5 separate regions of the Mus musculus genome follow, and regions 1, 2, 3 and 4 are each linked to region 5. The links are chromatin loops, found by intact Hi-C in ENCODE. Cell type or tissue: left cerebral cortex. All regions are shown on one strand. Region 1 has its middle 4.9 kb from the start of Slc3a1. Region 2 holds the start of Prepl (prolyl endopeptidase-like). Region 3 overlaps 1110020A21Rik (RIKEN cDNA 1110020A21 gene). Region 4 holds the start of Ppm1b (protein phosphatase 1B, magnesium dependent, beta isoform). Region 5 has its middle 61 kb from the start of Gm46582.

The links. Hi-C counts contacts between places; a loop is a spot of excess contacts. Peaks named below come from ENCODE experiments on the same cell type or tissue, not always from the same donor. Only the 100,000 strongest peaks of a DNase experiment are listed, where the experiment ranks them.
Region 1: it touches region 5 in a loop (3-fold over the local background); 13 of 42 quality-filtered maps call a loop at or near these places.
Region 2: a loop joins it to region 5, with 3 times the contacts of the local background. A loop is called at or near these places in 11 of 42 quality-filtered maps.
Region 3: a loop joins it to region 5, with 2.3 times the contacts of the local background. A loop is called at or near these places in 14 of 42 quality-filtered maps.
Region 4: a loop joins it to region 5, with 4 times the contacts of the local background. A loop is called at or near these places in 14 of 42 quality-filtered maps.

Annotation. Positions count from the first base shown.
Region 1 is chr17:85,020,899-85,025,898 of GRCm38, forward strand. It overlaps a transcript of Ppm1b not described here. Among named protein-coding and RNA genes, the nearest start is that of Slc3a1, 4.9 kb to the right of the region's middle. In left cerebral cortex, a CTCF peak has its summit at 2,794 (motif pointing right); a DNase peak (open chromatin) is centred at 2,808.
Region 2 is chr17:85,088,413-85,093,412 of GRCm38, forward strand. Prepl (prolyl endopeptidase-like) reads right to left here and starts at 1,855. Exons shown (of 15, transcript NM_001163622.1): 1 at 1,694-1,855; 2 at 1-463. The coding sequence starts at 140. It overlaps Camkmt (calmodulin-lysine N-methyltransferase), which reads left to right and starts at 2,214. Exons shown (of 11, transcript NM_028576.3): 1 at 2,214-2,451. The coding sequence starts at 2,314. In left cerebral cortex, a CTCF peak has its summit at 1,887; DNase peaks (open chromatin) are centred at 1,559, 1,876 and 2,182; H3K4me3 peaks cover 3,154 bases; H3K27ac peaks cover 1,956 bases.
Region 3 is chr17:84,940,832-84,945,831 of GRCm38, forward strand. All of the region lies in intron 2 of 1110020A21Rik (RIKEN cDNA 1110020A21 gene), which reads right to left. Among named protein-coding and RNA genes, the nearest start is that of 1110020A21Rik, 14 kb to the right of the region's middle. In left cerebral cortex, no CTCF peak of the experiment used is centred here; a DNase peak (open chromatin) is centred at 2,078.
Region 4 is chr17:84,953,992-84,958,991 of GRCm38, forward strand. Ppm1b (protein phosphatase 1B, magnesium dependent, beta isoform) reads left to right here and starts at 4,010. Exons shown (of 6, transcript NM_001159496.1): 1 at 4,010-4,403. 1110020A21Rik (RIKEN cDNA 1110020A21 gene) reads right to left here and starts at 3,432. Exons shown (of 4, transcript NR_027929.1): 1 at 3,209-3,432. In left cerebral cortex, a CTCF peak has its summit at 3,039; DNase peaks (open chromatin) are centred at 3,316, 3,771 and 4,729; H3K4me3 peaks cover 2,287 bases; H3K27ac peaks cover 2,106 bases.
Region 5 is chr17:84,875,289-84,880,288 of GRCm38, forward strand. No RefSeq gene overlaps it. Among named protein-coding and RNA genes, the nearest start is that of Gm46582, 61 kb to the left of the region's middle. In left cerebral cortex, a CTCF peak has its summit at 2,712 (motif pointing right); DNase peaks (open chromatin) are centred at 1,051, 2,410 and 2,734; H3K4me3 peaks cover 400 bases; H3K27ac peaks cover 1,455 bases.

The sequences.
Region 1 (5,000 bases), 150 kb after region 5:
ATACTGATGACCCAATTGCATGTGGTCCATTTCTATGACCTACCTATAATCTGTTGCCTTTTGTGTAAACTCTTACAAAGACCACAATGTTGGTTACTGTAGCCTCAGGCGCCCCTTTCTAGACAGCATGCCCTGTCTTCATTTTATTTGAGTTTGGTTCTTTTTAGTGAAAGTGGAATTAAGCTGTACTCTCTTAATAGGTCCATTCTGGACTCTAAAGTGGGTAACTCCTTATGGTAATGACTTTTCTTCGGTGTATATGCTATGTGTGTGTAGGGGGCGGGGGGCTGCATGCCAACAGTAGGCTCTCATTTTACCATGTGTGTCCCAGGGATCAAACTCACGTAGTCAGTCTTAACGGCAAGCTCTTTGACCTGCTGAGCCATCTTGCCAGCCCCTCCATTGTGAACTTTTGAACTATAATTCATTGTACTGCTCACTCAAGTCCGTCTGCCACATGGACCCTTTTCCTTACGCAGGTTCAGCAATACAGGAAAACTCAGTCTTAATAATTATTCAAAGTTTGCATATTTATCATGGTTTCGTATTTTTACTTTTTATTTATCTTTTATTTTTTTAAGTCCCATTTAATATATTGAATTCCTACCCCTTAAAAGTATTCCATCCTAACGTCAGCTGACTGTCTCTAGACTTTTCCTAATTTAAGGCACATGGTACCAAGGAAGAATAACCGTGTAGCATACTCTGTCCCTATTCAGACTTTGAGTAGCTTGATAGAAAGGAGGAAGGGCTGGGCTGAAGCAGTTCTGAATGCTGCGCTTTTCCAAACACATCTAGGGCTGGGGAGCTGAAAGAAACATGTCATTAAATGGCTATGACAAACTGCTTTGTAAGTATTCTGCAGTCTCTGAACTTTGAAGCATCACCTGTCAGTAGCATTGTCACTGCTTTTAGTAAAATTGTCCTAGTGTAGTGGCGCTGTGCCCGCTTAGTCAGTCTTGTTCCTATTTCAGCCCGTCACTGAGTGCTGTATACTGTTTAGACTACGGTCAAGTGCCGTTTAAAATTATTTCTGAACTGATTTAGTAAATAAGTGAAAGTCTAAGCCTTAGAAACCACTTAGAATATATGAAGTGAATTTTAGTAAAGCCTCGTTCCATGGTCGAATTGTCATTTTTCTTTATGATACACAACAAGAGAGTGCGTGCAGTCTCAGCATTGAAGTATGATGTGTACAGCCTGCGGCGGTGCCGCGCAGACTAAGTACAGCAGAAGTACTTGAATGAAAACAAAGTACAGAAACAAAATCAATTAGATGGTTCTGAGTTGTCTTCCAGTGTAGTATACAAGAGTGCCCGTTTTTCCCCGCTTTCTCATTCTGCATATTGCCAGTTTGATGAGTGAATAGCAAATGGTATTAAGTGTTTTAAGTCTCAATTATACGATTATATAATATATGAACTTTTAATCTCATTTATCCAAGTGTATCTTTTATTAAAATTTGCCTATATAGTTTGTTTGTTTGTTTGTTTTTTGGTTTTTCGAGACAGCGTTTCTCTGTGTAGCCCTGGCTGTCCCGGAACTCACTTTGTAGACCAGGCTGGCCTCGAACTCAGAAATCCACCTGCCTCTGCCTCCCAAGTGCTGGGATTAAAGGCGTGTACCACCACGGCCGGCTCCTATATGATATATTAATGTTCGTTTTCTTTACATTTAGGCAGTTAACCTTAGCCTTACCACAGTGCTGAATCATTACCTCCACCTCACTGGTGCTGCTTAGGGCTTGTCGGTGCAAGCTGCTTGCTGAGAGGCAGGGCTAAGGGCAGCTACATGTTCCATTAGGAACAACTGAGTTCCTAAGAGAAGCAGAGTGTTGCAGCATCCTCTAGACCCTACGGCACACTGGTTTTCCTTCTGCTGGAAAGCTTTCCCTGGTGCGGAGGAAGCACTTTGAGCCCTGATGGAGGCAGCACTTGAGAGAGCTCAGAGGCTCAGTGCTGAGCAGACCCTGAAGTTCTATTCAAACTCGAACTGAGTGATGCTTTTTGGTTTTTCTCTGAAGGTTTTAAAGTAGTTTACATAGACTGCAAAGATCTTACGTGTTAAACTTAATGAACTTTAAGGAGTCATTTATATGCAAAAGTTTTAGAATGTTATCATTTTCTTCAACAGTTTTACCAACCTTCAATTGCATACAGTGACAATGTTTTCCTATTATGAGTAAGTAGATGCAATTTTTCCTTTATGACTGCTGTCCTTCTTAGTAAAGACAGGCTCAGACATTTAACTCAGCTGCATGTAAGGATCAGAATAGAATACGGCATCTTCCTATAACTCTTCCTGCATCCCCTGGTTCCAGCCGTTGGCAGAAGCCAGCCTTGTCCCTTTGTTTATATTGACTGTTGCTTTGGTTGTGTTTTAGTCATTCCATGTCACTCTACTGTAATGGTATCATGTCATCTTGAGTATCAGCTTTAGTATACTCTTGTCTGTGCCCCTCGTTTGACTTTTACCCCAAGAAAAAGTAGAGTGTGCGTCCTCCTCAGGGTGAGCTGTGGGTAGTGTGGGCAGTAGTTCCCTGGTTGGTGTGGTTTTCAATGCGTAGAATGCATAGGGATGAGCTCCCTCCCTCTCAGGGAGATGCTGCATCTCTCTAGTTACAGAAGTGTTCACAATTCCCCACCACAGCTTCAGCTTCCTTTAAACGGGTACCTTCTTAAATTCATTCATTCCTTTCGTGTTTCTTAGTGCTGTTCTGAATGAACTATCCCCCTCCCCCCTCCCCAACATAGTCACTTAAAGCAAAAATGGTCTCAATATCTATCGTTTCCACCAGATGGCAGACTTGAGCACGTCTATTTGTAAACCCAGCTGAGAACTCTGGTGACAAAGCAGAGGCCGACCGACCTACCAAGAGCCCGGAAGTACATAGAAGAACAAAAGTTTTGTTTTGTTTTTGTAAACTTGAAAGAAAAAAAAAAAAAACGAGTCGAGCATTCCACCAGTGCAGGATCTGTTCTGCTCTGAGCTTTAATCTTCTAGCCTGTCAGCGGAGGCGGAGGCACGCTCCCACCGTGCTGTGCAAACCTTGCCTTTCCATGTTCACGCAATAAATGCCTTTGGCTCCTTGGTAGCACTGTGGTTTTATTCCAGGGACTCCAGAGGTAAGAGCTTTAGTCTGTCACCACCATTCTGCTGCTCACCCCCACCCCGCCCGCCCGCCCGCGTACCATTCAGACTGGTGGGGCACATCTTGAGGCTGGCTTGGGTTTTTTGTTTGTTTTGTTTCTTTAATCATTCCCAGGACTCTCGTGAGAGGAGATACGAGGTTTGTACATGGAAACAAATCTGTTCTTCAGTAATACAAGTTACTTCCGAGACCTGTATTGAGGAATGCAGGAAATAGAGTTTTGCTCCCTCTGGCAAGTTAGTTGCTGGTAGGTGCACCTGCAAGCGGCCTGAAAAGGTTCTTTGAGCTAATACATCATCTGGAAGACCTTCCTCGAGTTCATTACTGCATCAGGGTCACACCCAGGGCTTTCCACGTGCTGGGCACGCACCCAGCACACCCACACTCCTCGTACTGGCGTCACAACCCCACAGATTAGCCAGTGTGTCTTACAGTTAGGGAATGGGCAACCACGGAACCCCCAGCATCAACACCCCTTTCTCAGAGGTGGAATTCTCAAGATCAGAAGTACAAGGAAGTCTGGCTAGAGAAAGCAGCCGCACATTTGGTGTCTGTACCAAGGTTACTGCTGCTGCTTTAGGGACTTTGGAGCAAACTGTGAGGGTGCCACCTGCCCATCTCTTTTAGGGAAAAAAAAAACCATTGAAAGGTTTCCTGGAGGTTTGGATCTCTGGGTAATTCAGTTCTGAAGTTACTCAGAAAAGCAAACTTTGGTGTGGTGGATTTATTTCTGCACATTTAACCTGCTTGGCTTTGTGCTTTCTGACAGCACTGGAGTGTTTACACCCTTAGCTGGGGTTAAGTGTGCCCAGATTAAAAAATAAGAGAATTAGAGTTGGTTAGAATTAGCTGCTTCAGAATGGAAGAGGTAACTCAAGCCACCACCCAAAGGCTGACGAGTTGGTTACATAAAATAACTTTTGAAAAGGAATTCCTTTGGCAGCAGGGGGGTGGGGGACACTCATGATTGACTAAGGCTATCAAGGCTCACACAACCGTAAAGTTGTGGGTGCCATGTAATGCCTCTTTTTGTATGCAATTTGTCAAAAACTTGAGTCTCAACAAGATGGATGGCAGGTAAAGATGCTTGTTCCTAATCCTGATGGTCGTTTTGGACCCCTGGGACCCACCTGGTAGGAGAGAAATGATTTCCACGGGTTGTCCTCTGACCTCCAGTACACTCTGGGATGCACATGTACGCAAGAATTGCCCGACACATAGTGCAATTCAAACACTGCTTTACTCAACTGGAACACACCTTTAGTCCCCGCACTTGGGAGGCAGAGGCTGACAGATCTATGGGCTCAAGGCCAGCCTGGTCAACAGAGTGAGTTCCTGAATAGGCAAGGCTCCACACAGAAAACCTGTCTACAAACACACACACCACCACCACATGCTCTTCTAGTGGTCCAGGGTTGTATTCCCGGTACCCACATGAAGGCTTACAACCAGCTGTAACTCCAGTCCCAGAGGATTGAATATTTTGAGTGAAAAATTTAACCACTTATCATTTTTCCCTGTATTATCTGCTTATTGCCTTTGTTTCTTTGTCTACCTTTCTGTGTTGATCTGTCAAGCAGATGTCTACACTCTGACATGTCCCATGTCAGAGATGTTACAACACATGTTTTCTAGCTGTGTGTGCTTTGCCCTTTTTATTTATTTTTTAAGATTGACGTACCATGATTTTATGTACATGAGTACTCTGTCTTCAGACACACCAGAAGAGAGCAACTGATCCCATTACAGATGGTTATGAGTCTCCACATGATGACTGGAAACTTAGTCAGGACCTCTGGAAGAACATGGAGTGCTCTGAACCACTGAGCCATCTCTCCAGACCGTCCAT
Region 2 (5,000 bases), 210 kb after region 5:
GTTAGGTGGTACTTTTTCAATCTTACTCTACTGTAATAAGGACCAGCGACGTTACGGTAACTCTGTTTCTGCATGCAGTTCCCAAGATGAGGAATACTATGCTTCAAAGCTCGGAGAGAGAATTTGGCCGTCTGCAGCATGGTGGCAAAGTCCCTGGTTTTTGCTCCCTTAGGGGCTGCCAGCACGTGGATGATTTCATACGTATAATTATACAGTCATGGGATCTTAGTGCATTTGAGGTCCCCACATCTCATCCCTCCCCTGTGGCGTCATGAGCCCCTTAGGTTACCAATTACTGTAGACATCTGATAACTTAGGTTAAACACGTTTAAAACCTTGTATGCGTTAAGTTCATTCAGATCATACTTCTTGGCAGGCGGGACTTAATAAACACGTCATCTGTAAAGTCAGTTTTCCTAGGGACAAGCTAAGCAGCAGTGACTCTGGAGAACGTATGGACAAACTAAAACAAAACAAAACAAAACAAAACAGAAAACAAACAAAATAAAATAATTTGCAAATGAGTAAATGAACTTAATGGGAATCTCAGGTACTCAGAGGGGGTTCAAAAGCAAGATGGCTTTTATCTTACATAATTCTGGGCATATCATTGGGATGTGAAAGACAAATTAGAAAAAGCCTAAACCATGACATAAAAGGGGGATGCTTAGTTGTTGAGTGAGGCGAGGCGCCACATAGTTTTCACCTAGCTGTCTAGTTTAAGCTGCGTGTGCACTCGATGAGTGAGCTAGAGCTGGTCATTGTCCAGGTGGCCCAACTGTGGCTCTGGGGAGCTGGAGACACTCCCCCAACTCACTGATTCAGTGAACCGCCCAACTGACTGGCTCCTCCTCCTAGAGGAGCAATTGGATTTCACCATAAAAGGATAATGAATTAAAAACAACTGTAAGATGCACAAATAAAATGTCGAGTCATTTTTGGTTTCTTCTGGAAGGTAAAGATCATTTTAACTTCCATAACTACAGACCCAGGTTTAGGTCTTGGGCCTTGTACACTAACTGCATCTGGATTCAATTTTTTCACTTGTGGAACAGAAATTAACCATAGCACTTAATCTCTGCGGTTGTAGTTTTGTAACAAAACCAAACAATTTATTTTAAGAACTTAGTCCAAGTACCTGGCACATAGTAACCATTCAACAAAAGGTCGTTAATATTATTAGCATAGGGATAATTTAGCTATGCTAAACACTGTTGAGTGTAAAATGAGAGAAATCTTCTCTAACACGTTCCTTGGTAGCACAGAAACACTGCGTCAGTTTTGCCATAGATCCGACCAGCTATGACGCCCCCTCCCCCCCTTAATCTCTTATGTCGCAGCAAAATAATGGGCCAGTGGAGCAGTAGCCTAGAAGAAAAATGCTTTTAAATCGCTTAGTCTGTCCCCATAGCTCCAACCCATTCATCCACCATCTGCATTGAGAAGACCCTGTGCGAGGATAGGGAGACTGGTGGGGTAAGTAAGCAAATGGGTGCTCCCGGAGCACCTCCTCGTTTCCCGGTGCAACTGTGCATCCCGAACACGTCGTATTCACAGGACGTGAGGGAATGGTACGGGTCAGAACGTACAGAAGAGACAGGGATCAAAAAAGGGACCAGGGAAGTGAGGAATGGCTGGAAGGTGGGCAGAGGAATTAGGAAAGGGGAACCATCAGCAACCCTTCCATACGTACGCAAATCGAAAGACAGCTGGACGAGCGAAGGTAGAGAAGACAAATACGAGAAACCGAAGCTCTCCAGAAGGAGCTGCAGTCACCTCAGCCTTGTCCAGCCGAAGCCAGCCTCCAGCACCCAGCAAGAAAGACAACCTACCTCGCGCCGCCCAGAGCTAGTTTGCAGCACGCCGGTCTACGTAACACCAACCCAGACCGATAGGGAAGCGCATTTCGCCATCTTTATTATGGCCAGTGGTGGGCTTTTTCTCTTCCTGAACTCACTCATCTTAGGAGACAACTGTATTTCGGTTTTCTGGTATTCCGGCGAGCAAGAGACAAAGTGAGGAAAAAAAGAAAACAGCGAGGAAAGCCCTGTCTGCAGCTATTCCACAGTCCCCTCCCACTCCGGCTCGCCCTCACTTAAGATGGCCACCAGAAAAAGTGGTGCAATGAAGCGACGCCGCTGCTTTGGTTGCCAAGGAGACGCTAATACCGGAAATGCGGAATTCGGGGAGGGTGCACGGAAGAGCTGTGGGCCAGAGGCCGGGCGTCACAGGTCCTGACAGGGAAGAAGTTGGCAGGTCCTGACTGGGGAGAGCCGTGGCGGACGCAACCTCCGGGTCCAGTCAGCTCTGGAGATGGAGTCGCAGGTCGCGGCCGCTGGGGCTGCAGAGACTGAGGCAGAGGCGGGCAAGCGTCCCGCGATGGGCAGTGCCAGCCAGGGCTCGCTGGTCTCGGCGCCCAAGGGGGCCGTCCGGTGGCAGCTTCTGCGACAGGTAAGGGCGAGCGCTCGCCTGCCCTGCCTGTGGCCACTCCCCTCGCAGGTAGCAGGCAGCCCGTTTGTCGGGAGCCAAGCGAGAAGCGCCCCCTTGCTCCTTCATCTCCGCTGTCCCGCTGTCCCACCAAAAATGGGAGAGACTCTGGCGGGGCTGGAGAGCGGGACAGCCAGAGCGAGCTCTCAGAAACTCAGAAAATCCTTGTGCTCGCCTGTCTGGTGGGTGGGACCGCCTGTCTTCTCCGTGTGCTGCTCTTCTTTCCCGCCCCCTTTCCATCCTTATTTTATTTTTTGCTTCTTAACTCCCAGCCTGGTCACCTGGGTGCACTTTTTGGTCCCACATCTCTGGAGATCCGTGAGGTTCACTAATGGGATGGGGATTCTGCACGCGTTTCCTGGTTTTGTATATGGGAGAGTAAAGGGAGAGAGGGAAACCTACTGCTTGCTCCTTTTCCCGCCACGTGAAACTAAGTTTGGAGTCATTATTGGGATACTCGCTGCCCAAGGTTTAGCAACGAATCCAGATACTTCAGTCTTCCAAACCGCTCCAGTGAAGGCTGCTGTGTTTATAAGTTTTCTTAGTCATTGTGACTCCTCACAGCAATAGGAAAGTAACTAAGACAGTGGCCGGGGGGCAATGAGTCCTTAGTCTGTTATTTTACTTAGTTATTGCTTTTTAACAACCACATGTCGTATGTCATGCAATGTCTGTGAACCACCTGGTAGTCTCTTGATAAAACCTGAGTGGTTTACGGTTGTGTACCTGGTCTATATACCCATAGTTCTCAGAGTTGGCTGGCATGTTCTCCCAGTTATGGTAGAGTGTATAAGAGCAAGAGGCACATTTCAAATCCCTGCTTACATGATGTCTGTTAATATGCTATGTTACTTAGCTTCTATTATTACTGTGATAAAAATGCTAGGCAATGCAATTTAAGAAAGGAAGGGTATGTATTGGCACACAGTTTGACGGTACAGACTTTAGTAGGAAAAATCAAGGCTCAGGATCCTGGAGCATTGTGTGAGCAGTCAGGAAGAACAGAGCGATGGATGAATATGAGTTAGTTCCAGTTCTCCTTTTTATTTAGTTCAAGACTCAGTGTGTGATGTGGCGATACCACATTGAGTGTGTCTCCTCTCAGTGACTGTAGTTAGGAAAATCCATTACACACATACCAAGAGGTTAACCTAGTGTAGATAACCCTTCCTAGACAGGTGGAGACTTTCGGTTCCTCCAGTTCTTGTCAAGTTGATAATCACTATGAGCCGTCTCATAAACCGTTAGCTAAAGGAAGATGCATGGCCAAGCCAAAATTCACAGTGTAAGAGGTAAGACTTTATTTTTAAATTTTTTTAGGTGTGTCTTAGGGTTTCTATTCCTGCACAAAACATCATGACCAAGAAGCAAGTTGGGGAGGAAAGGGTTTATTCAGCTTACACTTCCAAATTGCTGTTCATTACCAAAAGAAGTCAGGACAGGAACTCACACAGGGTAGGAACTTGGAGGCAGGAGCTGATGCAGAGGCCATGGAGGGGTACTGCTTTCTGGCTTGCTTCCCCTGGCTTGCTAAGCTTGCTCTTTTACAGAATCCAAGACTACCAGCCCAGGGATGGCACCACCCACAAGGGGCCCTCCCCTGCTTCATCACTAATTGAGAAAATGCCTTACAGCTGGATCTCATGGAGGCATTTCCTTAAGGAAGGCTCCTTTCTCTGTAATAACTCCAGCTTGTGTGAAGCTGACACATACAACCAGCCAGTACAACATGTCAGGGAAAAAGTGATTTTTTTTTCTGTAATAATTCAGTTGATTACCACAGGCTAAACATGTGTGGGCTTTTCATAAGTGTTTAAAGTGGCTAAACGATTCATGCATGTTTCATCTGTGTTCAGAAGCAGAAAGCTTGAAGAGTCTGATCAAGGCTAGGACTTTGTGATTCTGGTTGGCAGTGTTACTCAGTGCTATGACACTTTGCATGTGCAAAGCCAAGGTTTTGATCTCTATTACGGGGGGGGGGGGTCGAGAGGTTCTTTCTCTTGTGTCACACTTGAATGATTGGTGTTTATTTTTGCAACTCCCCAATTCTGTCTTCCTGTACTCCTCAGGATTCCAGTGGTGCCTCATGGCTCTTTTTGTTAACTAAGGCTTTCTCTGGAACTCATATTTTTGAGAGATAACCTGTATGACTTGTACATTATTGTTTCCAGATTATGTGATAAATTGTTGACTTTTGATTCTAGCGCCTCCCCTAATTAGGTGAGATCTAGAAGCCCGTGTGTGTGAGGACTAGCTAAAGAAGGAACAGGCATCTTGTCTTCCTTTTGGTTGAGTCTCATCTGATAACGGTGACGGTTACTTGCAACTTCAGTCTTTCCACATTCATCCACTTAGGGATCCTGAGGAAAGGATCTAGTTTCCTTAAGAAATAATTTCTTTCAAATGACTCTGGTAGACCACATTTGGGCCAATTGCTGTGCCCAACAGAATGAAGCTATTTGGCTAACCTGGGTCATCAACCTGCTTGACAATCCCAGCAGAATTACATAAAG
Region 3 (5,000 bases), 66 kb after region 5:
ACCTACACACACACACACACACACACACACACACACACACACACACACGGGAAGCCAAAACAGATATTTTTAGAGATGAAAACATTAAACACTATACTTGAAGACTAAAAGATGGGTCAAGCATAAGAACAGATACAGCCAAGGAAGAGACTTATCCCATCTAATCCCACAACTACGGCTCTGTTAAGGCAATTTCTTTCTTTCTTATTTATTTATTTATTTATTTATTTATTTATTTATTTATTTATTTTTGGTTTTTTGAGACAGGGTTCCTCTGTATAGCCCTGGCTGTCCTGGAACTCACTTTGTAGACCAGGTTGGCCTCGAACTCAGAAATCCACCTGCCTCTGCCTCCCGAGTGCTAGGATCAAAGGCATGCACCACCATGCCCGACAAGGCAATTTCTTAATTCCAAACAGGATCAGAGATCAGCCTTTTTGCCCCAGTTCAGGCCTGCTTTGGTTGAGGAGTCCCAGTTGGAGGTGTTATCTTGTCAGCCCCTCCTCTCCTCCTCTGGTCCCCTGACCTCTGATCCTAACTGCTCCGTGCACCACGGTAAAAGAGGGCCAGAGGGAAAGGGATGCCAGCGGGTGTGCCTGCTTTGGGTTCATCCAGCATGGGTGTGCCCTGGGCCTGGAGTACCCAAGGCCTTTTCTCTATGATGTTTTCTCAGAGCTTACCTTTCCCCTTCATCTGCTCTCGTGGTAGCTATCATGCAGACAACACTTCTCTGGCTATCTGCCTTTCAACAGTCTTTTACCCTTGGCTCCTTTCCAAATGACCCCAGGGCACCATTTTGTACGGCTTCTACGTCTTCCATTGAGTGTCACCTTTACCTATTGTCATGAGAGTCCTGCTCACGCCCGACACGCCTGGCATTCAGGCGATAGCCACGTGCCTACACTTTAGACTCAAAGTCACTCTTCAGACTCCAGGGGCTGTTTCTAGGCATGTCTCTCCCCGACTCCCAGCATCCAACCAGCATCCTGTGCAAGGTAGGCAAGCAGGTCGGTGACCTGAGCTACATCTCAAGACACTTTCATTTCGTTTGAGGTGATGAGGGGTGCCCTCCCTGTACTATGGAAAAGTGAAGGCGAGAGAACACATTTTCCAGAGACCCCCCCCACTCTCAGCCTTCCCTCCCACAGGCTCCCTATATTCTGAAGTCCGTCTGGAGTGGACTTGGCCATAAGTGTTCACAAGCCTTTAGTGGATCCGGATCACCCACCATGTCTGTTTTACCTTGGGATTGCTTCTAAGACAGACACAGAGTAGTGCCACTTAGGATGGCCTGTTTTGTTGGCTTTTATCCCAAATAACTGAAATCATTATGTTTTTAAGAGAAGCGAAGCATGGGAGTGGAAATGATACAATACAATCTCTTCTGTGTAAAAAAAAAAAATTTGAAGATGAAAATGACAACCATGTACACAGGGAGTCAGGAACCTCTAAACAGACAGCACCAAGGGCTCATCTTCAGGATCTATAAGGAATTACTAAAAGTCAGAATAATGGGGGAAGGGTGAGGTGGAGTCTTAGACAGGCTCCTCATAGAAGGAGATGTTCAAGTAATCAATGGAAATGAAAATGGGTTCAAGCTCACTTGTTATCGGGGGGGGGGGGGGCGAAGCACATAAGACCACCATGAGCTGCCCATCGCACGCACAGCAAACAGCAAGCAGAGTGGCTGAACCTGATAAGAGTATGAAGAAGCTAGACGTTTCTCTTACAATGTGGTGGACATTTAAGTTGATAAACAAACATGCTGTGGTGCTGCCTAGCAGTGTTAAGTAACAGCATACGTATGTTTGGAAAAAGTAGGCTTGTAATAATAAAGACACTAGATGGACATAAAGGTCAAGGACAGTTTTGTTGTAGATATCGTTGTTTCTCTGGAAATGGCCTAGAAGAGGACAGAGCTCAGTGGTGGAGCCCTTGGCCTAGCATTATTGATGCCTGGGCTCACTCCCTAGTACTGGAACTCCCAAGTGCTAGTCAGGAAATAGAGGCCTCTCTCACTATTTAATCCCCATGAGTCACCAACAGATGTACTCTATAGCCGCACAGATATGTGAGTCTACGAGATAAATTTAGCAGCCTTTCATGGCAGTGAAATATTGGCATCTCAGTACAACCGCTGTGTCTCAATGGACAATTATAGGAAAGCCTTTCCTCTACTTTTAATCTGGATGTCTCAGTTACAACTATTTTCGTTGCAAATAGAAACCAACACAAACTAATTTAAGCAAAGCAAAAAAAAAAAAAAAAAAAAAAAAGAATGTAGAGACAGCTTACAGAGGATTCTAGGCAATGAAGTTGCTGGGCTCTAGGAACCAGAGTCACCCAGCCTTGAAGATCCAGAGCCTGCTTGCTCCTCCCCTTCTGCTCCTCCCAGGGTACCTGCTGCTGGCTGCTTCTCTCCACAGGTTGACAGTCCCCCTTTCCCTGGGCACAGTATGGGAACTGGTGGCTCTGAATCAGATTCAGCTTGCAGCCTCTCCTCTCAAAAGTCCAGTCCAATCTGATGGGCGTTTTCTCAGCCAGGAATCAAATATTTAAGGAGCAAAACCAATTTGGCCTGTCTTGAGAAGAATGCCACCCTGGTCCAGTCAAAGAGGCAGAAGAGAAAGTGAGTTTTTACCATGGGTTCAATCTCTGGCGCAAGAAAAAAAAGTAAATAAGCGGGTTATGAACAAAAGCTGTTATTTTGTTTTACACACATATTTTAACTTTAAACAATTCTTTCTTTTCTCCTCTTCCTTCTTGTTCATTTTTAAAGATAGGGTCTTTGTGCTGGGCATGGTGGCGCACGCCTTTAATCCCGGCACTCAGGAGGCAGAAGCAGGTGGATTTCTGAGTTTGAGGCCAGCGTGGTCTACAAAGTGAGTTCCAGGACAGCCAGGGCTACACAGAGAAACCCTGTTTCAAAAAAACCCCCAAAAAAAAGGGGGGGGTTAAAGATAGGATTTTTGTAACCCAGGCTCATCTTCAGCTTGACTTGTAGTCTAGGGTGAGCTCAAATTCTTGATCATCCTAGCTCTACTCCCATAGTGTTGGAATTACAGACCTGCACCATTGCACCAAGTTTATAAGGTGCTGGGAGCCAATCCAAGCACTCTATCAATGGAGCTACGACCTCACATCCTTTTCTCTTTTCTTTGAGAGGGTCACCATGTAGCCCCGACCAGCCTGTAACTCTTGAGCTCAAGTGGTATTTCTGTCTCAGCCTCCCATGTAGCTGGTATCACATGCAGGGAGCCCAGAATTCTTATTATTATAGTTGCTGTGGGAATGGGAGGTGGGAGGTAAGAAATAATGATGAGCTAGAGTCTTACTATGTAGCCCTGGCTGGCCCAGAACTCATTAGGTAGACCAAGGTATCCTTGTCCTTCCCCAGGGCTAGGATCACAGCAGTACTTGCCCCAGTCCAGTTGCTTGCCTTCTGTGTCTACAACCTTACACAGAATGGTGCCATAGCACATCATTCTTACTATCCAGGTGATAGTCAACTGGGTGGGGGGGGGGAGGGTTCTATAAACCCATTATAAACCAACATATTTCTGCTAGGCATTTGAAAGTGGGAGGTGATGGCTAGATCAGATTCCCATGGCAGTGTATCCTAGGTCATAGAAGGTTCTTGCTGGGGTAAGCACAAGGACCGGTGAAGAGCTAACCACACTCCGTTACCACAACAAAAACGAAGCCGCTGAACAGAGGGAAAGAGACCATGCCACCTTATGAAGAGACACGGGCTGATCTCTAACTTTCCAGTCCCTAGTTTTGTCTCATGTGGCTTGAATTGCAAAACAAAAGCCTCTTGTCTTCTAACTATGGACGGCCATGTAGCTAAACTGACTTAAGTGGATTTATGTTCACTGTAGTCAGAGGATCAAAGTGAATTAAAAAACATGGTGAGAGTCCCTCTCACCCTCCTCCTGTTACATGAAGCCATTGACCTTGACTTCTGGCCACAGTTGTACAAAACCAGTTGTTCACTTGGATTTTCCTATAAATAATCAAGAAGACGTGACAGTGTCATCATGTTTAACATAAAAATAACACCAGATATATTATACATGGGTTGAGTGTCTGTGACTACAGTCCTGTTGAAAATATGTAACATTCCTAAAACAATTAAAGACCAGTCTAAAACAGTGTATAATCATGTGTTAAACTGTGCACAAGGGGCTGGAGTGATGGCTTAGTGGGCAAAGCACTTGCTGCACTGGAGTTCGAATCCCCAGAGCCCACATAAGAGTCAGATGGCACTGGCCCGTTATCCCAACTCTAGGAGGGCAGAACTGAGGAATCCTTGAAATAAACTGGCTTGAGAGACTATCCAAAACAGTGAGCTCCAGGGTCAGGGAGAGCCCTTGCCTTAACCAATAAGATGGAGAACTAGGGAGGAAGACACACGATGTCAGCCTTGGGGGCAGGGCTCTACCCACATATGCTCACATATGTGAATACATGTGCACAGCTACCACAATGCAATATGCAACAAGAAAACACCAAACCTTTGTCATTGCACAGCACAGAATCATTACTAGCGTGTTTCGGGAAAGAGCGTTAGATCCTGGTGAGTACATGGGACAGAGAGACTTGGGAGGCAGAGGCAGGAGCATCTCTATGAGTTCAAGGTGAGCCTGGTCTGCAGAGGAAGTTCCAGGACACACATGTGCACACACACACACACACACACACACACACACACACAGAGGAATGGACAGAGAGAGGGTGATCAATGCAGACTAAGTTCAATTGCTAGTTGATAGGAATTCCCTTAAAAAGAGTTCGAGGCCAGCCTGATCTACAAAGTGAGTTCTAGGACAGCCAGGACTACACAGAGAAACCCTGTCTTGAAAAACCAACCAACCAACCAAACAAACAAACAAACAAAAAACAACAAAAAAAATTTGTTCTTTGGCTCTGATTGCTAGTCCAGCTCATGTTGGGTCCTAGTGTAATGGTGAAAAACAAGAGACGCTCTAACTGAAAGT
Region 4 (5,000 bases), 79 kb after region 5:
GGCTGATGAGTTCCGGGTAGAGGGCAGGGTATGCCAGTCACACCTGTAACAGGCAAGGACTGAGGGATGCTGGGAGAACCTGGAGGCCAGGTCCTCTTTGATATGTTGAATAGGCGAACCTCAGCTGTTTCTTCTGGGGGTTTAAAAACTCAACATGGATCTTGGTGAATTTTTTCTTTTTTTTTGGTTTTTCGAGACAGGGTTTCTCTGTATAGTCTTGGCTGTCCTGGAACTCACTTTGTAGACCAGGCTGGCCTCGAACTCAGAAATCCGCCTGTCTCTGCCCCCCAAGTGCTGGGATTAAAGGCGTGTGCCACCACCGCCCGGCGATCTTGGTGAATTTGAGGTCAGTGAGGTCTACATAGTGAGTTCCAGGACAGCCAGGGCTACATAAAAACAATAACAACAACAAAAACAATAAACCCTGTCTCAAGACAAACAAAAGTGACCCCAGCTCAGCATAAAGAAAACGAGCATCCTAATCAGGACAATTTTCTACCTTATACTTAGCATTGTCTCAATTTTTTTTTTTTTTTTTTGAGACAGGGTTTCGCTGTGTAGCCCAGGCTGTCCTGGAACTCATTCTGTAGACCAGGCTGGGCTTGAACTCAGAGATCCCCCTGCCTCTGCCTCCCGAGTGCTGGGATTAAAGGTGTGCGCCACCACCGCCCGGCTCTACTGCTCTTTATGTGGCTCTAAAGAAAGGCATTATGGTCGGGCAAACCAAGGCTCAGGGTGTAGTCACCAGAGTACCAAGCTGTTGCAGAACCATTGTGACGGTGCTGATTGTGTGTGACATATCCCCTATCTACCACGACACATACCGCCGTTTAACCTTGTGAATCCTTTGGGGGCTTCTTTAAGGGTTTGTTGCTAAGCTTCAGTAATTCAGAAAGTTAACCTAATGGTTTTTTCGTCTGTGATCTCATTGTAGTCTTAGACATAAAACAAACAAACAAACAACAAAACCTCAGTTATGTTTTCTTACTTTTAGTGATTAAAGAGTGAGTTGTATACAATCCGCAGCCTAGTTACATCACTGAATCTCATATTGCATTTGAGTGTCTGCCAAAGGAGATCAAGAGGAAATCAAGCAGTGCGAGACAGGGCTCTGATGTCTGTCTGTGGTTGCCTGGGTTCTCGAGGCAAGGGAATCCAAGAGCCCTTATTTGTTGATCTTTAGCATGTTGATCCTTATTTTGGAAGGTGAGGTCCCGTACTTCAATCTTCTAATATAAGGTGTCCCAAGCAAAGGTGTGATTTAAAAAATATATTGTGTAAGTCATTTAAATAATTCCCAGGCTGTCGAAGATGGCTCTGCAGGGATAGGAGATTATAATCAAGTCTAATAGCCTCAGTTGTACTCTGGGACCCTACAGGATGGCAAGAACTAATTGCCCTCAGACCTCCACTGCAAACACACACACACACACACACACACACACACACACACACACAAACACTAAATGTAATTAAACCCTTCTTGATTCCATAATGAAGCCCCTTGAAGGGGTAGTCAGAGCTAAAGTGGGCTTACTTTCTTTTCTTTATTGAAGCTCACCTACAGTATGCAAAATCAGAGAAAGAAATTTTTATGGCTGTCTCCAATTCTCAGTCACTGGGTCTAAGAATTGGTGTGCCAAACCAAACCAAATCAACCAACCAAACAAACAGTCAACTGACCAAACAACCAAAACCAAAACAAAACAAAAAAATCTAGCACCCAAAGACTACTTTTAAAAATTATCTTTCGAAGTTCAATCTCCAGAATCACAATAAATGAAATAAAATTGTATTGTAGTGAGCTTTCTCCCCAGAGTGAGCTCTGGATTTTGTAGGCATGAATGTAGCTTGGAACCTCAGGTGATTCTAATTTTAGGAACCTGTTTGCCCACTATCCTGAAAAAACACCATGTGTGCTGGCTACATTCTAATGACAACTTGACACAAGCTAGAGACATCTGAGAGGAGACAAACTTTCATTCCTAAGAGCTGGCTGTGGGCTAGCCTGTAGAACATTTTCTTAAGTAGTGATTGATGGGGGTGGTGGGGGTGGGTGGGGGCAGCCCATTGTGTGCGATGCCATCCTGAGCTGGTGGTCCTGGATTCTATAAGTGGGCTGAGCGGGCCATGTGAACAAGCTAGTAACCTCTCCATCAACTCTTATCTGCAGGTTTGAGTTCTTGTTCGGCTTCCTTCAGTGATGGGCTACAGTGTAAGTCCAATAAACCCTTTTCTACTCAAGTTGCTTTTTGGTTGCCATGGTGTTTCATGGTCCCAATAGAAACCTTAAGACAGAGTTCTTAAACTTGAAGTTCCAGAGAAATCTGAATTGCAACCAAATGTTTATTTCCGCCAGTTTCACTTTGGAAATTGCTTCAGAAATATGTCCTTCTTTTCAAAGCTGAATTTGCACTCCCTTAGGTCGGTCTAAACCTAAGTTGTCCCAACTAACTTATACCTAAGTATGAATAAGATCGAAAACGTCTTTCAAAGACTTGAGCGAGTTTAAAAACTCTTCAGGTGAGCGCTTAAGTGCCCCATTACACTTTGATCTGGAAGAATTAACCTGGTTCACTTTCTAGCTCAATGTGGTTACTAGATGACCGTTTTCTCCCGGCCTTTGTGAAGCCTTCCGAGTAATCATACCCAGAGGGAGACTCCTTTATGTCATCATTACCCTTTGCAGACGTTCAATGATTACCTACCATTCCCAGTCTGGGACTGCCTGCCTTACTTTTGTATCTCCAGTTCTACCTACCACGCTTAGCAAAATGCAGGTGCTCTTTAAGAGAGGAATGACCTAGTGAATGTCAAGAGCCTAGACAGGAGTTTTAAAAATCAGACTCAGAAACAAAACACGGAACTGCCAAGGGCTGGAAGGCAGGAGGTCGAGGTAAATAAGAAGAACGAACAATCTGAACCATTGCAAAATCATCCCGAAGGGATCTCCTGTCCCATTTTCTCAAGTGGCTTTTCAGCCTTCTCAACTTCCCGCCCACTCTCCCCTGCTGGAGACAGGTCATGCAGGTATCCCAACAATGAGGCTCTGATTGGTCAGAGATGATTTCATTGTTAGGGAACATCCGGGCTCTTTCCCTCCCTGCATCACCTCCCCAGAGCCCTACGCGCCCAGTTTTGCACTCTCGCGTGCGCCCCACCCGTAGTTGAAGCAAAACAACGCCTCTCTCCAGGCCCTTTCTCGAACCTTTCTGAGCTCTTCCTTCACAGCTCTATGCCAAAGAGAGGCGGCCACTTCTTCCAATGAGGGTCTAGGGGCACTTCTCTGGCCAATCAGAAGCCGGCTCTCTCCACTCCGGGTGGGACCAATTTCCACCTATAACTGGACTGCCCGTTGGTTTCTTTATGGTGTTCGTTCTCCGCGAAGTGTAGAGGTCAGAACTGCAGGGTCCGCAGACTCGGGGCTTGGCCATCTACGAATACTAGCCAATCCCTTTTAGGATACTTTTGCGCGTTCATTTAAAAAAAGCCGAAGTGACGGACTTGGAAATTGGTTTCTTGACGGACAAGTAGAGGAAGCCAATAGTCGGAGGATCAGGCCGCCATTTGAACCAATCAGAAAAGGATATCGGTCTTCGAGTTGGGGCGTAATTTGACTGACGGAGGACTCTACCTATGGCTACTAGGGTGGGCAGGTCGGTGACGTCAGGAGTTAGGGCAAGGCGGAGGTGGGGCTGAATAAAGTAAATGGTAATGAAGGGTTGGGCCTCACTGGTGGGCGGTGTGTGATGGATAGTTGACCTTGCCAATTAAGGTGGGCACTGACGCCCAATGAGAAATTAAAGACTCAGAGGCGGGGCCGTGTGGGCGGGGAAAGAGAAGCACAGAAGATACTAGGGGCCAGGTTGGGCGGGAGAACGTAGATTGACAGGCTTCTCAGCAAACCGAGGGCAGCGGTGACACACGCGGCGTCCCAATGGGTGCCCTTGGGGGGCGGAGCCCGAGGAGGGGCGGGGAAAGACGGCGGTGCGGGGAGGGGAGGGGGGTTGCAGAAGGAGCGGAGCGGCCGCTGCTCAATGGCGGAAAAGCCGCTGGTGCTCTGACCGCCTGGTCCCCCCTGGCAGTTGCGGGGGAGTTTCCTGCCGGCGCGGCTGGAGTCTCTGTTTCTCCGTGTCCGGTGGCTGGAAGATGCTCCAGAGAGATCAGGCTGCGGCGGAGGAGGTGGCGGCGGCCGAGTCGGCAGCGGCTCTGGGTTGGAGAGAAGGCGGCGGCGGCGGTGTGAGGGGCCGGACGGTGTAAACAGCTCGGGCGGCGGCGGTGGCCGAGCCCCCGAGGGCGAAGCGGCGGCGGAGGCGGTGTCGCGTCTCGGGAGAAAGCCGGGGGCCGCGGGCGGCTGTGCGGCGGGCGAGCCCGCGAGACCTCCCTTTCTACCTTCGCCCCAGGTAAGGCCGCTTTGCGCCCAGCCGAGTGGGGGAACGGCCGTCCGTCCGTCCAGCCTGCTCTCGGAGCACCGGGCTAGGCCCAGGGCCTGGGCTGCCGCCGCCGCCTCCGCTTGCGCGCGAGGCTTCGCGGGGCGCGGCGCGGCGAGGGAGTAGTTTGCCGGGGCGCGTGGAAGTCCGCTGCTTCCCCTCGCGCCGCGGCGTGCAGGCAGCGCCCATGGGCGCGCGGGCCACCCCAAGGCCGCGGCTCACCCAGTCCTGCCCGCCGCTCCGGAAAACACCTTTCGGTGTGGCTCTCTCTCCCGGTCGCTTTCTGCCCTCCCCTGCGCTCCGCTCTCCTTTCTTGTGAAATCTTTCTGGTTTTTCTGTCTGTGCCTCTCCGGGCCTCCTTCCCCCTCCTGTGCTTTAAACCGTTTGTCTTGCTCCTCTTAGCCAGACTCGGGGGTTCGTGTCTGTGTGTTGCCCACCAACCACGGTCCGAAAATTTCGGGTGTCGTGCTTAACAATGGGCTTCTTAAATGAAATTACTATGAACTCCATCTCAAGTTTACATGAATTCCATTAAGAATAGACTGGACAGTATTATGTGATCGGTCATTA
Region 5 (5,000 bases):
CTATGTATCTGTCCAGTGACCAAAGGGCTCTAACTGTATTCTGGATTTATCCGAGGAAGAGGAGTGGGGCTTTGAGGAAGGGGCTAAAAAGGTCTTTTAGAGAAGATAAACTGTTTGGGGGGCCATGACAAGTCACTGAAGAGTTTCAAGGAGGGAAAGGTACATTTGGAAAAAAGAAACTGCTTCATGTTAGAATTCTTGGTTTTTTGCAGGTTGAATCTCCCATGACCTGTATTTAACCATCACACCCTCCAGTCTTCGTGTTTGACCTTCAGACCTCTAGGGAAGAAGCAGGAGGAAATGAGAAAAACAAAAGCCAGGTGTGGTGGCGCACGCCTTTAATCCCAGCACTTGGGAGGCAGAGGCAGGCGGATTTCTGAGTTCGAGGCCAGCCTGGTCTACAGAGTGAGTTCCAGGACATCCAGGGCTACACAGAGAAACCCTGTCTTGAAAAACAAAAACAAAAACAAGCCAACAACAAAAACTCCAAAACAAACAAACTGTCAAACAATGCTTGCAGTGGCGCGGCGGCAGCGTGGACTCCTTTAATCCCAGCGCTGGGGAGGCAGAGGCAGGCTGATCTCAGTGAGTTCTAGGCCAGCCTGATCCTCTGAAGAGCTAGTTCTAGGACAGCTAAGGCTACATAAAGAAACCCTGTCTTAAAAACACAAAGACAAAAACAAAAAGGTTGCAAACATAAGAAAGCCAGTCTCAAAAAAGTAAAATAAATCAGAAACAAAGAAATACAAAATATGCCAAACATCATTAAATGTTGCCAATTCCCTTCTTTCGTTAATTGACACAGAGACTTTCTATTGGTCCAGGCAAGCCTCCACCTCATATTCCTCCTGCTCAGCCTCCTGAATTCTGGGCAGACAGGTGTGCCCACCATGCCCAGCCTGATGGACTGCCAACTGGTGCATCCGAGCCTTCCTAGTAACATGAATTTGGCACAAGAAGTCCTATTGCTTCCTTCCAGCTTCCTCACAGTTTGTGAGTCATCCCCCACCTGTGAAGGAAGGGCCGTGAGAAGAGGGACACTGGTCCCTTCTGAGCTGTTCCATCCACGAAGCCCTTCACTCTCATGCTATCTATGAGATCCAGATGGAACAGTCACAGATGGTGGCTCCTCTGTTAACTTAGCCCTGATCCTCCATGACAATCCTCCATGGGACTTGGTTTGAATACACATTGTGTCCCATTGTAATAAGCCTCTGAGGTCAGGGGCACAGGTTAGATGCCGACAAATCTGCGTCTGTGAATCCACGAATACAGCGATGTAAGGATGCTATCACTCAAACCATTCACGCCTGGAAGGAAATCGGTTTACACCGTGGGGATTAAAGTTGCTTCTTTGGGGTGCCGGGGAAGGAACTTGGGGACCAGAGCATGCCACGCCCATGGTCTGCCACAACTGACATTGCCAGTGCAATTTGTTTCACTCTGGAAGAGGGGCTTACCATGTTGCTCAGGCTAGCCTAAGTGGTCAGATTGTGCTATCCTGCCTGGCTTAAAGTTCTTCTTTGAAAAAAATGAAAGTTAAAAAAAAAAAAAAAGAAACTAAGAAAGAAAAGAAAGTAAAAGAGCTGAGTGTGGTCACTGGGGCCTGCAATTCCAATCCTCAGTAGAGAGACTGAGATAGGTGTTCAAGGCCAACCTGGGTTACATAATGATTTCCAGGTTAGACCAGGCCAACAGAGTAAAACTGTCTCAAAAACAAAAGGAAGGCTGGAAAGAAGGAAGGAAGGGGGAGAGGGAAGCAAGTATAAAGGCTTTCATAATGCTATGTTTACTATTTTAACAACACACACAGTTATCTGCAATCCCTTCCTCCCTCTCTGCAGAACTACGCACAGCCATACTTGGCCATGGAACTTCACAGGGCTTCGTCAATAGGAGACTGTGTGTATCTCCCCCGCCCCACACATTAGATGATCTGAGGCTAAGAGCATCTTCTGATTTTGCCTGGGTTGACCTGGGCCTTGAACACTGAACCCTCAGAGATAGGACAAACTTTCTTTCTGGCTCCTTTGCAAGAACGGAACCACGCAGAGTCAGCCTGTGTGGGACCTTGAGCTTGGAGTCCTGCTTGCCTGGTCAGGGCATGGCAGACTTTCATGCCCACTAGCAAGGAAAGCATAGATGTTGTCCTCAGCCGCTGAGATTCTGAGGTGGTTGGTAAACATTCCGAGCAAATGGACTCATCTGAAAGTAAGCCAGTCTTGCTTTTGTTTTTATTACGTTAAAATTCACCCTTCATCTTCTTTTCGTGGACGGTCTTCTAAGGGAAATAGTGACGAGTTTCTGACCTTTTCTCAACCCCAGCACATTTCTGGGGCATCTCCCAGCATGCCGGTTGTGTAATGCAGAAAGCTGGGCAGCCTCTCTCTCACATTAGCCTGACAAGAAAATAAATTAGAACCATGATACTCCCTCCCACGCCAAAGTCCCAAGGAAGCCTGAAGCTGCACGGAAAATCAGGTGGCCTTTGTCATGAGCCAAGCCAGACCGCTAGCTCCATGTAGAGCCTGATTATTTATTTATTTATTTATTTATTTATTTATTTATTTATTTATTTATTTATTTATTTATTTTATCAAGATTGTCCCTCTATGAAGACCCTGTTCCCACACACATTTTAGTCCAAACGTTTTTATTTTTTAAACTAGCAAACAATTCGTGTGGCATTGACCACACTGCCCTCCAGGTGGCAGTAGAGAACCGCTGCCTGCCCAGCACACTGACGTCATCTTGTTTACCCGGTTCCGGGTCATTTTTAGATCTAAGATCACAGGATGTTAATCAGGCCAATGATTTCCCATTCGTTTGGCCGAAGGCCCTTCACATAGGCATTGGGACAAATATGGTGTCCTTTTTGATAAAGAAACTTTGCGGCGGGAAGTACTTAGTTGCAAACATTTGTAATTTCATTTTTAGAAGATGGAGAAAATTGTACATGGGTCTGTGCTGTGGCCATTTGTGGTTATTTTCATTTTGGAGCCGAAATGTGAGTGACCTTAACTGAAGAGAGATGAAAAACTACATATTACAGTGGCGACCCTTCTCAGAGGCTCAGGCATCTTTTTGCTTGTCTTCCCTTTATTTATATATTATTCAGCAAGAAAGCATTTAGGTTTTTAAATTTGGAGGGAAAAGGAAAGGAGCTAATTTAGTCTAGCTGTGTCTGATTCCCTAGGAGACACCCTGGAGTTTGGGTGTCAGGAGGCCCTTGCTGGCCACACCCAGGAGCCTCCACCCATCCTTTACCTTCAGTGAGTTTGTCTGTGACTGTTAAAGAAGCAAAAGAAACAAATCTCTCAAATGCTGGGCACTGTGTACCGACCTGTAATCCCAGCCACGCCGGAGGCTAAAGCCAGATCGGAAAATCAAAGTTTATATGGGCAAAAAAGAGAGTTCAAAACTGGCCTGCTCAACTTAGCAAGACTGTCTCAAAATGAAAAGTTTAAAAAATGAGGCAGAGACAGGAGGTGTCGGGGCACACCTTTAATCCTTGCAGAGGCAGGCCAATCTCTGTGAGTCTGAGGTTAGCATTGAGCATTGTCCACAGAATGAGTAGGGGGTTGGTGGGGCGGGAGGTGGAAATGGGATATAGTTCTAAGCCTGGGGTCCTAGGTTCAGTCCTTTATGTAGAAACAATAATAATAGTCAAACATGGTAGTGCATACCTGAAATTCCAGCGTCCTGAGTTGGAGGCTGAAGATTCAGAAGTCAAGGTCAATTTCTATTATATAGTGAGTTACAGATCAGCCTGGGCTAGATGAGACCCTGTCTTAAAACAGTAATAGCCATTAGTATTTAAAACGTAAATACGAATTCCTCAGCTGTGCAATCCTTTGCAAGAGTGCAGAAGCCGCTTAATCTGAAAAGAGAAAGCTCTGGGGTGTTAAAAATAACGAGCCTTTGGGTTTTTAAAAAGTTCCCGTCCCTCCTCTGCTTCGTCCTTTGACAAGCTGCTGCTATGACCACACAAAACCACCTCCCAGAGAGTCCAAAGTCCCTGCCTGGCGCAGTCTGCAGTCCACTGGAGTGATCACACCACCCTGAAGGGATGATGGGTGGCTTTCCTGCAGGCCGGAAGAGAAGGGATACGCAATTCAGTTGCCACGCCCATTTATTGAGCTCCGAATCTGACTCAACTCTTTGGCCCACAGTACAGCTTGTAAAAAGAGGAGAGATCCAGTTCCTGCCACCTTGGAACTTTGAGCCTATAAGGATTTATAGACGTGGAGTATTTTTTTGCTCCTTCCCCCCCCCCCCCTTCATGCATAAAACGAATGAGGGGTTGAGAGACCCAGCACAACAGAAGGGTGGACTGTGGGGCTTGGAAAACCGTTCACCTCCATTTTGCTTTTGTGTCTGCCTCCAAGTGATTAGGAGTTAGGGTTAGGGTTTGAACCAGGCAGAGACACACTCAGGCGGGTCTCTGTGAGTTCGAGGCCAGCCTGGTCTACAGGGCAGAGTTCCAGAACAACCAGGACCACAAAGAGAAACCAGTCTCAGAAAACAACAACAAACCAACTGACCGATCAACCAACCAACCAAACGGTGGTTTGGGGACCGGCCCTGGGAACAACAGAGCCCTATCGGTTCTCTGGAGGGTTCTCTGGAGCGTCAAGGGAAGTTGAGAGAAGAGAGGCGCTTCTTGCTCGAGCTGGTCAGCAAGGGCCACTGACTCTGCCAGAAATGCTAAGAGCCTGGGGCAGCTTCTGCACATTCTAGGTGTGGGTTCAAAGCAGCATTTAGACTCCGTTGGAGTTTCTACTTCTCTGACTAGCAAGAAGGGGAGGCATGGGTCCCCTTCCCACCAGTGAGCATCACTTTCTCTAAGGCTTGCTGGCAAGAGTCTGGCTTCGACTCAGGCTCCTCCTAAGCACTGGGAAGGGCAAATGGAGAGAGCGTCAACCGTGAAAACTTTTTTTATGGGTACTTGACATTTAAAAATGCGTTTGAAAAAAATGTTTTGTTGGCACTCTGTGGCA